Regions from separate parts of the Homo sapiens genome. Here region 2 is linked to region 1. Evidence: chromatin contacts called from ENCODE Hi-C data. All regions are on one chromosome and are shown on one strand. The core of a region is the stretch at or near the end of the contact, and the rest is flanking DNA. Distances in the headings are between cores, read along the strand shown.

Evidence for each region. A loop is a pair of places that touch in the nucleus more often than their neighbours do. Pooled maps may share reads with other maps.
Region 2: a pooled map shows a loop between it and region 1 (2.8-fold over the local background). The contact joins two enhancer-like sites. A Hi-C loop is called at or near these places in 1 of 168 maps with a recorded cell type or tissue (mammary epithelial cell), 3 of 37 single-sample maps with no recorded cell type and 10 of 50 pooled maps.

Annotation. Positions count from the first base shown.
Region 1 is chr20:57,652,201-57,655,933 of GRCh38, forward strand. PMEPA1 (prostate transmembrane protein, androgen induced 1) reads right to left here. Exons shown (of 4, transcript NM_020182.5): 3 at 833-886; 4 at 1-398. Among named protein-coding and RNA genes, the nearest start is that of ZBP1, 34 kb to the left of the region's middle. RefSeq lists a silencer at 2,230-2,309 and enhancers at 2,503-3,102, 3,103-3,700. Within about 2 kb of position 2,456, at least 3 of the 41 ENCODE cell types and tissues checked have a DNase peak (open chromatin) inside an H3K27ac peak, as active enhancers do.
Region 2 is chr20:57,790,561-57,794,387 of GRCh38, forward strand. No RefSeq gene overlaps it. Among named protein-coding and RNA genes, the nearest start is that of NKILA, 82 kb to the left of the region's middle. RefSeq lists an enhancer at 3,738-3,827. Within about 2 kb of position 2,236, at least 2 of the 41 ENCODE cell types and tissues checked have a DNase peak (open chromatin) inside an H3K27ac peak, as active enhancers do.

The DNA.
Region 1 (3,733 bases), core at 1,206-3,705:
TAGTGGCCGATGACCTCGCTGTAGGTGGGCGGCGGCCCCTCCATGCGCCCGCCGCTGCCGTAGCACGTGGCGCTGATGCCCGAGTTACTGCTGGGGGGGCAGGGGCCGCCCAGCCTGGCACTATCCATCAGGTCACTGTCGAAGATGGTTCTGTTTGGGGGTGCGCGCACCGACTCCCGGTTCAGTTCCAGCTGCTGCTCGGGGTCCCGAAGCTGGAGGGTGCAGGGGCCCTGGTAGGGTGGGGGCTCCTCCCCGTCTGACAGCGAGATGGTGGGTGGCAGGTCGATCTCGTGCTGCAGGTACGGATAGGTGGGCTGGAAGCGGTGGAAGCGCTCCCGCTGGGCGAAGGGCGGCACGGCCAGGCGGTCGGTGGGCCGAGGCGGGGCGTAGACCTGCGGCTGGAGGAAGCAGAGCGGGAGTGAGGGAGGGCGGCTGTCTCAGGTGGGTTGTCCAGAAGCGATCCTGAGACTGGAGTTCTGCTGCATGGGACTTGGCTCTCTGGGGAAAGGGAGAGGGCAGCAGGGCTGGCGGGGGCGGGAGCCCAGAGCCTGATCCCGCGGGGGCCCTGGCCTGGGGGGCAGCACTGCAGAGCTGCACCGCCCTCCTCCAAACAGTGGCAGCGTCCGTGCTCCCGTGTGCAGAGAGCAGAGAGCTGGGCTGCTCCCTCAGGGGCAGGGAGCAGATGATCTCCGGCAAGGAGGATCCCAGCAGCAAGGGCACTGCAGAGGAGGGCGGAGGGGTGAGCCTTTAGCAGCCCACACTGTTCCAGCCGCAGCGGGAGCAGCCCAGGGTGGGATGGGGGTGTTGGAGGGGAGGCCGAGGGAGGTCTCACCTCTGGGATTCCGTTGCCTGACACTGTGCTCTCCGAGGGCCACAGGCATCCTTCCTGCACAGGAAGAAACGTACAAGCAGGGTCAGTGGGGTGGGCAGGAGGGACAGCAAAGGCTCAACCCAGATTCGACTCTTAGGCCTTTACCCTGGAATCAGCTCTTGAACCCGCCCACCTCTCTGCATCGGAACCAGCTTCCCCAGCCCCTGGCCCTGGGCGCTTTTCCAGGACGTGAGCGCAATCACCTCCTCACTGATCCCTGAGGTGCCCTCTGCTGTCCCCTGAAAATCCAGCCTGACACTTTCCAAAACATACACCCACTTGTGGGGCCCCCTTCTCAAAGCTGCCTGTAGCTTCCCGTGGGCCTCAGTGGCTTCTCACCAGGCTGAACATGGCCTCAGCCCCTCACCCCTGGCCCCACTCCCCTGGGCCTGGGCCCCCTGCTGGCTGTGTGACCTGCGTCAAGTTACTTAATTTCAACGCTGCAGTTTCTGTACCTGAATTACAGTTCTTGAGATTACAGTACTTGCCTCATAGTTGCTCAAGCACTTGCTGAATTTGAATGTAAAAACCACCCGGAGCCCACGTGGCACTCAGGTAGCATGTGAATGTGCTGGGTGTCACCTCCACACTCCCACCAGCCATGCTGACCAGCCCCCTGGGGCCTCAACAAGCTCAGCCCGAGCCCCAGGTCCTTTACACGGCAGGCCAGGCTGCACGGCCCGCTGCTGTCCACTTTCAGTTCCAGCGTCCCCTGCAGACCCTTGGAGACCAGCATCTGAAGGGCCTCTCCCGTGAACCTTGTCATCTGTTGATTCCCTTTCCAGCACCTGTCCTAACTTAATCATTGCTTCTATGCATTTATTTCTTTACAGTCTTTCTCTCCCTTGATCTAGTGAGCCCATCATTACTGATGTCCCAGTTCACAGGTGAAAAACAGGAGAGTTGAGGAAAGTGCCCAAGGCGGCTGCTCTGCCATAAAACAGTGATTCAGCCTCTGGCAAAGGAGGTGTGTGGTTCCACTGTGGCGCCAAGCTCTGGTCTGGGTGCAGGGGCACAGCTGCCACTTCATGAAGCTTATGCCATCTGCTCTGAGGAAAATGAGACCCCATGCCAGGACCAGTTCCTCTGAGTTTCCCCAAATGCCATGACGGTGAGCCCTGGGCCCGGGGAAAGGGATGTCTGTTACTTTTATAGCTTCATTGAAATATAACTGATATGCAAATAAATGGACATATTCAAAGCATACAATTTGGTTCGGGCATATATTTATACCAAGAACCTCTCACCACAATCAAGATAATGAGTATGTCCATCACCTCAAACGTTCCCTTGGGGCAGGTTTTTTGAGGGTTCCCAGGTAGGATACCGCTCACCTGCAGCCTGGGTAGGAACGGCCAGAGGGTGGTAATTTCCCATATGGCCACTAGGAGGCTCTGTGGCCCCTCAAAACTGTCCCGTCAGGACCGCTCCTACCCCTTAAGGAGGTCTTAACTGCCTCGTCTCCTGATTTAGCGAATGGCTCTGATATTCTTCAAGTTGCAAAGCCAGATCCACAGGATCATTCCTGACAGCTCCTCTCCCCACCACCCTTGTTCCACCCACCCTTGATCCCCTCTCACTTCTCCTTCTATTAGACAGTTCTATCCACCTCTCTCCCCAGCATCTGTGCCTAGTGGACAGCAAAGTCCTATGGAACCAGGGCCTCCATGTGCAGACAGTCCATCTGCAGCCTGCAAAAATGCAGATTCTGTAGCAGGAGGGCTGGCGAGCCTGCGTGTCTCACCATCTCCCAGAGGCTGCGAGTGCCGCTGGTCTTTGAGGTCCTTGAGGGGTCTCCCAGGGTCTCCTCCACTCTTGCCCTTCCCCAGGGCCCTTCCTCCTCACAGAAGTGGGAACATCTCCCTCATGCCCCCCACCCCACACCCTGCCACTCCTCTGCTTAAACCGTCTGGGCCCCCCGCTGCCTCCAGGAGAGAAAGTTCCAACCCCTTACCGAGGCCCATACCCCCTAGATGTCCACGGCCGTAGTATAGCTGTTTCCTTTAACGGGTTTTCCTATCTGTATAGCGGGCTGATGACAGCGCCTGCAATGCACCATACAGTGTGTTCTGCAAGGTGCCCAGTGAACACAGACTCTCACGTCTTGCCTTTGGATCTGAGCCCATCCTGGGTCTGGACCAATGGCCCCTCTTTCCTCCCTTTCCTGAAGAACTTTGACTGGCCCCTCAAGCCTCTGCCCAGGTGTGCTAACCCCAGAGCTCTCCGTTAGCCCCCCAGGCGGGTCAGGCACCTCCTCCCATCTCCTCCAGTCCCCTCCTGCACCACAGCCTTTGTCCCTCTGCCCCCGGTGGCCTATTCAGGGGTCTCACTCGCCCTGCAGGAGCTGCTACCGTTTCCCCAGTGCCAGGCGCCGGCGTGCTATGCAGTCAGGGAGTGCTCAGGTTGCTACTTAAGTGCGGAAGTTGCTGGGTGACCCGTGCAAGTCATCTTTGTGGAATTAGGTTCCAAAGTGGCTTGAGAAGTCGGGGGAGGTGGGCCCAGCTTCAGAATTGTCTGGAACCTTCCCCAGCCTCTGGCTATGTCTGCCAGTCACCCCAGGTGGAGGACAAGGACAGGTTCCAATCCTACAGCCACTGCTGACGAGCCCCCTGCTCCCAGCAGCCTCCAACCACTCCCAGACTCCCAGGGCTCGGGGTGGACTCCTCTTCTTTGAAGTGGGCGCACCCAGTCCACCTGCGCCTTCCCCATTTAGATGCTTCTAGACCAAGGGTCTGAAAACTGTTTCCATAAAGAGCCAGAGAGTAAAATATTTTCTGGTTTGTGGGCCGGCGGGTCTCTGTCATACCACTGAACCCTGCTGCTACAGCCAAGCGCAGCTATGGGCAAAACGCACTCGAAAAC
Region 2 (3,827 bases), core at 986-3,485, 140 kb after region 1:
CTCCATGCCTTCCCCAGCCCCCATCAGGCCATCTTGCAGCTGCGCAAAGTCATCTCCAGTGGGTTCTTTGATTTTGCAAGATCTGCTTCCTTTCAACCTTTGAATATATAAGTCCCTGCCATCCTCTTATTAACTGTGTCCTTCCTTTCTCAAAGAAGTTTCCACATAAAAGTTCAGAGGGAGACAGGATGGGGAGGGGAAACTGAAAAAAGGCAGTGGATTCTTTATGTTTTATTAATTGTCAGATGTTTCTTGTTTCTTTGTTTCAACCTGGTTCGAATCCTGTTAGCCTTGGCTACGCAGATCAGAGCATAAAGGGCCACCAGCCCAGGTCTGCGGCGTCAGTTTAAGTGTTAATTATGTTTTCATATCTGCTATAAACTCCTGTTTGGGAGAGCCTGGGTGTTCTTAAAATAAATGGCAATATAAAATTGAAAACAGCTAGCATTCCTGAATCAATTTTCACATCTTATAACTTTGAAGCATAATTCATTTCTTCCTCTCGAGCGCCTGTGGCGACGGGGACAGCCTCACGCCTGCCGTGTAATTTCATAAGGAGCAAATCAGTTAGTAATCTGCAGCATCTTCGTGCCTCCCCACCCTTGGAGCCCTTAAATAAATGCAAGAAATGCCAAATCCCCCCACTTTATTAGACCTTGTTGGCGAAGAGGGTGCAGGGAAGACGTGTAATTTATGCTGTGAACTGGAGAGACAACTGTAAGAAATTCAACCTATAATTGTGAGGGTATTATCCCCATGACTGGAGCAGCAGGTGTCGGCCACATGGGGAGGGACACAGCACTGAGCTTGCACGTGTCAGAAGTGTGACACCAAGGCGATCCGTGGTTGCCTTAGTTGCCATGTTCCTTAGAATAGGCTTTTCTTTAAATATACATATATTTAAATTGAGGTATACCATACATAGAGCACACAAGTCTTGCAAAACGTGCCACTTAGTGCGTTTTTGCACATACGCCTGCTTGTCTAACCCCCACTGTGATCAAGCTATAGAGTTCCCCTTTCCCCACTCCCAGGCTGACCTTCCCGCTAGGGGAATCCCTATTCTCCCTTCTATCACCGTAAATTAGCTCTTCTTGTTCTTGTACGTTGTATACATGGAACCATACAGTATGTGACCTCGGGCACTGTCTTCTCTTACTCCTCATGATGTCTCTGCAGTTCATCCCTGTTATGTGCATAGTGGAGCCCGCTCTTTTTCACTGCTGTGTAGTATTCCATTGCATGACTCTGCCATTGTCAATTCATCTGTTGTATTGTGGATGGGTATTTCAGTTCTTTGTAGTGTGTGGGCTGTTAGGAATTGTGTTGCTATCAGCATTAGAAGAGATTTAGCTTCCTTATATTAAAAACTGGATGCCCTCCTCCCCGCCACCCTGTGCACACAATCACACACACACAGACACACACACACACACACACGTGCATGAGCACTCATGTGCACTGGAGTTTGTACCCACGCATTGTCACTGTTCTTCTCCTTCACTGTTTTGACTGACTCAGGAGTCACAGGAGCAAATGCCTTGTCCTCAGCGCCTGGCTGGGAGGCTCTGGTGACTTTCAGGAAACGAAGTCATCATTTCTAAGCCACCAGCTTCTGATTCCGCAGTTCCTCTGAAGTCTACGAGTTCCCAGGGGACGTCGTTTCCCTTCCTGGTTCCTGGCAGTGTGTTGCCTTTATTCTGAGTTAACTACTAGACCTAATTAAACAGCACCATCTCCTCAGAGTGGCTGATTTTCTTCCTGTCTGAATACAAATTAAACTCCCATGCCATTAACATTCAGGTCAGTTGATCGGAATCAACCTCTTTTAAAACTCAAAGGCCAAAGTGATTTCAAAGTCAGTCACACACCTCCCATCTGCGGGGAAGGGCCTGACGTGGTTATCTTCGAGCTGACCCAGCTTGGGAGCTGCCTGAGGACAGAAAGTTTCTTCACAACTGAGTCAGGATGACACAGTGCACGGGCTGCCCGGCGGGGTTTGCTTGGGAGGCCCAGGGTGATCAGAGACTGTGGGCCTCATTTGTTTGCTGTTTCACTCCCTGCATCATGGAGATTTAAAGTCCTTTCTTTCATTTACCCAGTCCCTTCACTGAGCAAATACGGGTTCAGTGCCAGGTACTGTGCTGGCCCTGGAGCTGCTGAGCATACGGCGTGATGTTGCATTGGGCCGCACGGATTGCACACGTGTGGGTGAGATGCGAGACAGCCAGCGTCAAGAATGTCTCAGGCTGTAACCCTGATGGTGCGTGGGGAAATGCCTGTCATGCAGTCACGCCCTTCCTCTACAGTGCACACCTGCTCCTGCAATTCTTCAAGCGGTGAGCAGCTGAGTGCTCTGCTGGTGGGTCCTCATTGAGAGCCTGAGCTGACGGTCCAGTCTCTCACCCAGGTCATTCCAGGTAGACACAGCCCCAGCATCGAGAAGGGAGCTCTCCAGGGTGTCCCTACAGTGATGATACTGCCAGATGGGGAGGGCATGGTGCCCGCCACCCCTCAGCAAGGCGGGAAGGCTCCAGGGCCCTGACCATTTCCCACGGCGTTTCTGTGGATGTGAAAACTTTCCTCGCCCTCAGAAGTGGGTGTGTTAAGTGCAACCGTTGACCGGGGGCAACTTCTGAACCCTTAGGAAACAGGGATCGTTTCCTTCCCTGGCCGTCTGGTTCCAAGTCAGGGACGTAGTGGATATTACAATTTGGGGACGACCACAGGCTGGGCCCTGCTGACGGCCTTGCATAGTTGGCTTGTTTAGAGTGGAGCAGATGTCAGGGAGTCTGACTGAGAGTGGATTAATGAGGGCACAAAGGCTGAAGGTTCACAGTGCTCGGGGGGTCGGGGGTGGGAGGGGTGAGGGGATAGGGTGGGGCTGTGTGTGTGCAGGCTGCAAAGCCGGCCCAAGACTGACTCACCTGTCATGGGAGCCCTGGAGGGGTCTGCGGGGCTGTCATCATTTGGAATCAGAAACAAGACATCTTGGCTGAGTTGTGCCAGTCAGGGTTCAAGTTCCCTGTACTCAGTTGGCCTCCTTGGCCTCGGTTTCCCCGCCTCTAAATGGAAGGATGTAGCAGCTATGGTCGTCTGCTTCCCAGCAGCCATGCTGCCGTTCTCTCTCCTACAGTGGCCTGGCTTCGTTCAGGGATCCACCGTCGTCCAGGTGGTCCAAGCCCTGGCTCCAGCCTAGTCAATCAAGGCAGTCCCATTTCTCCAGGGGTTCATGTGTGCCCAGCTGTGACCAGTGAGAACTGAAGAGAGGCGGTTCTGGGACATTTTCTTTGTTCTGAAAAGAAGATGCACCTGGAGCCGTGTCCCCATCCTGTTGTGTGTAGTCCTGTCTGCATGTCATTCCTGGGGCCCTGGCAGCCATCTTGGAACCATGAGGGGACCCTTCACAGCCAAGCCAATGTGTCAAGGTGGTGGAGCAGCAGGGGGTTTGGGAAGAACCTGATTCCTTCATAACCATTGACCAACCCTAAAGCTCCCTCGCCCCTGGGTTTCTTGGCAGGCCAGAAATTCAGGTCCTCTTCACGTATGCCACTTTGAGCTGGGCTCCCTGCTGCTGGCAGCTGAAATCCTATGAGATAGAGGAGGAGAGAGTGAGGAGGGTGGGGATGGTCACTCAGGCAGGACGCTCTGCCCTGATGCCCTCTCATTCCTCATGGCCTTAGAGAGCTCAGTTCCAAACACAGCAATGATAGCGAAGGATTTATCACCAGTGCGCAGAATAGGGGGGTAGTTAGTGGAGGAAAAGTTAGTGAGAGGAGACATCTCACGTAGGGGATTTCTTGCTGAACTGAATTAACGGGATCCCT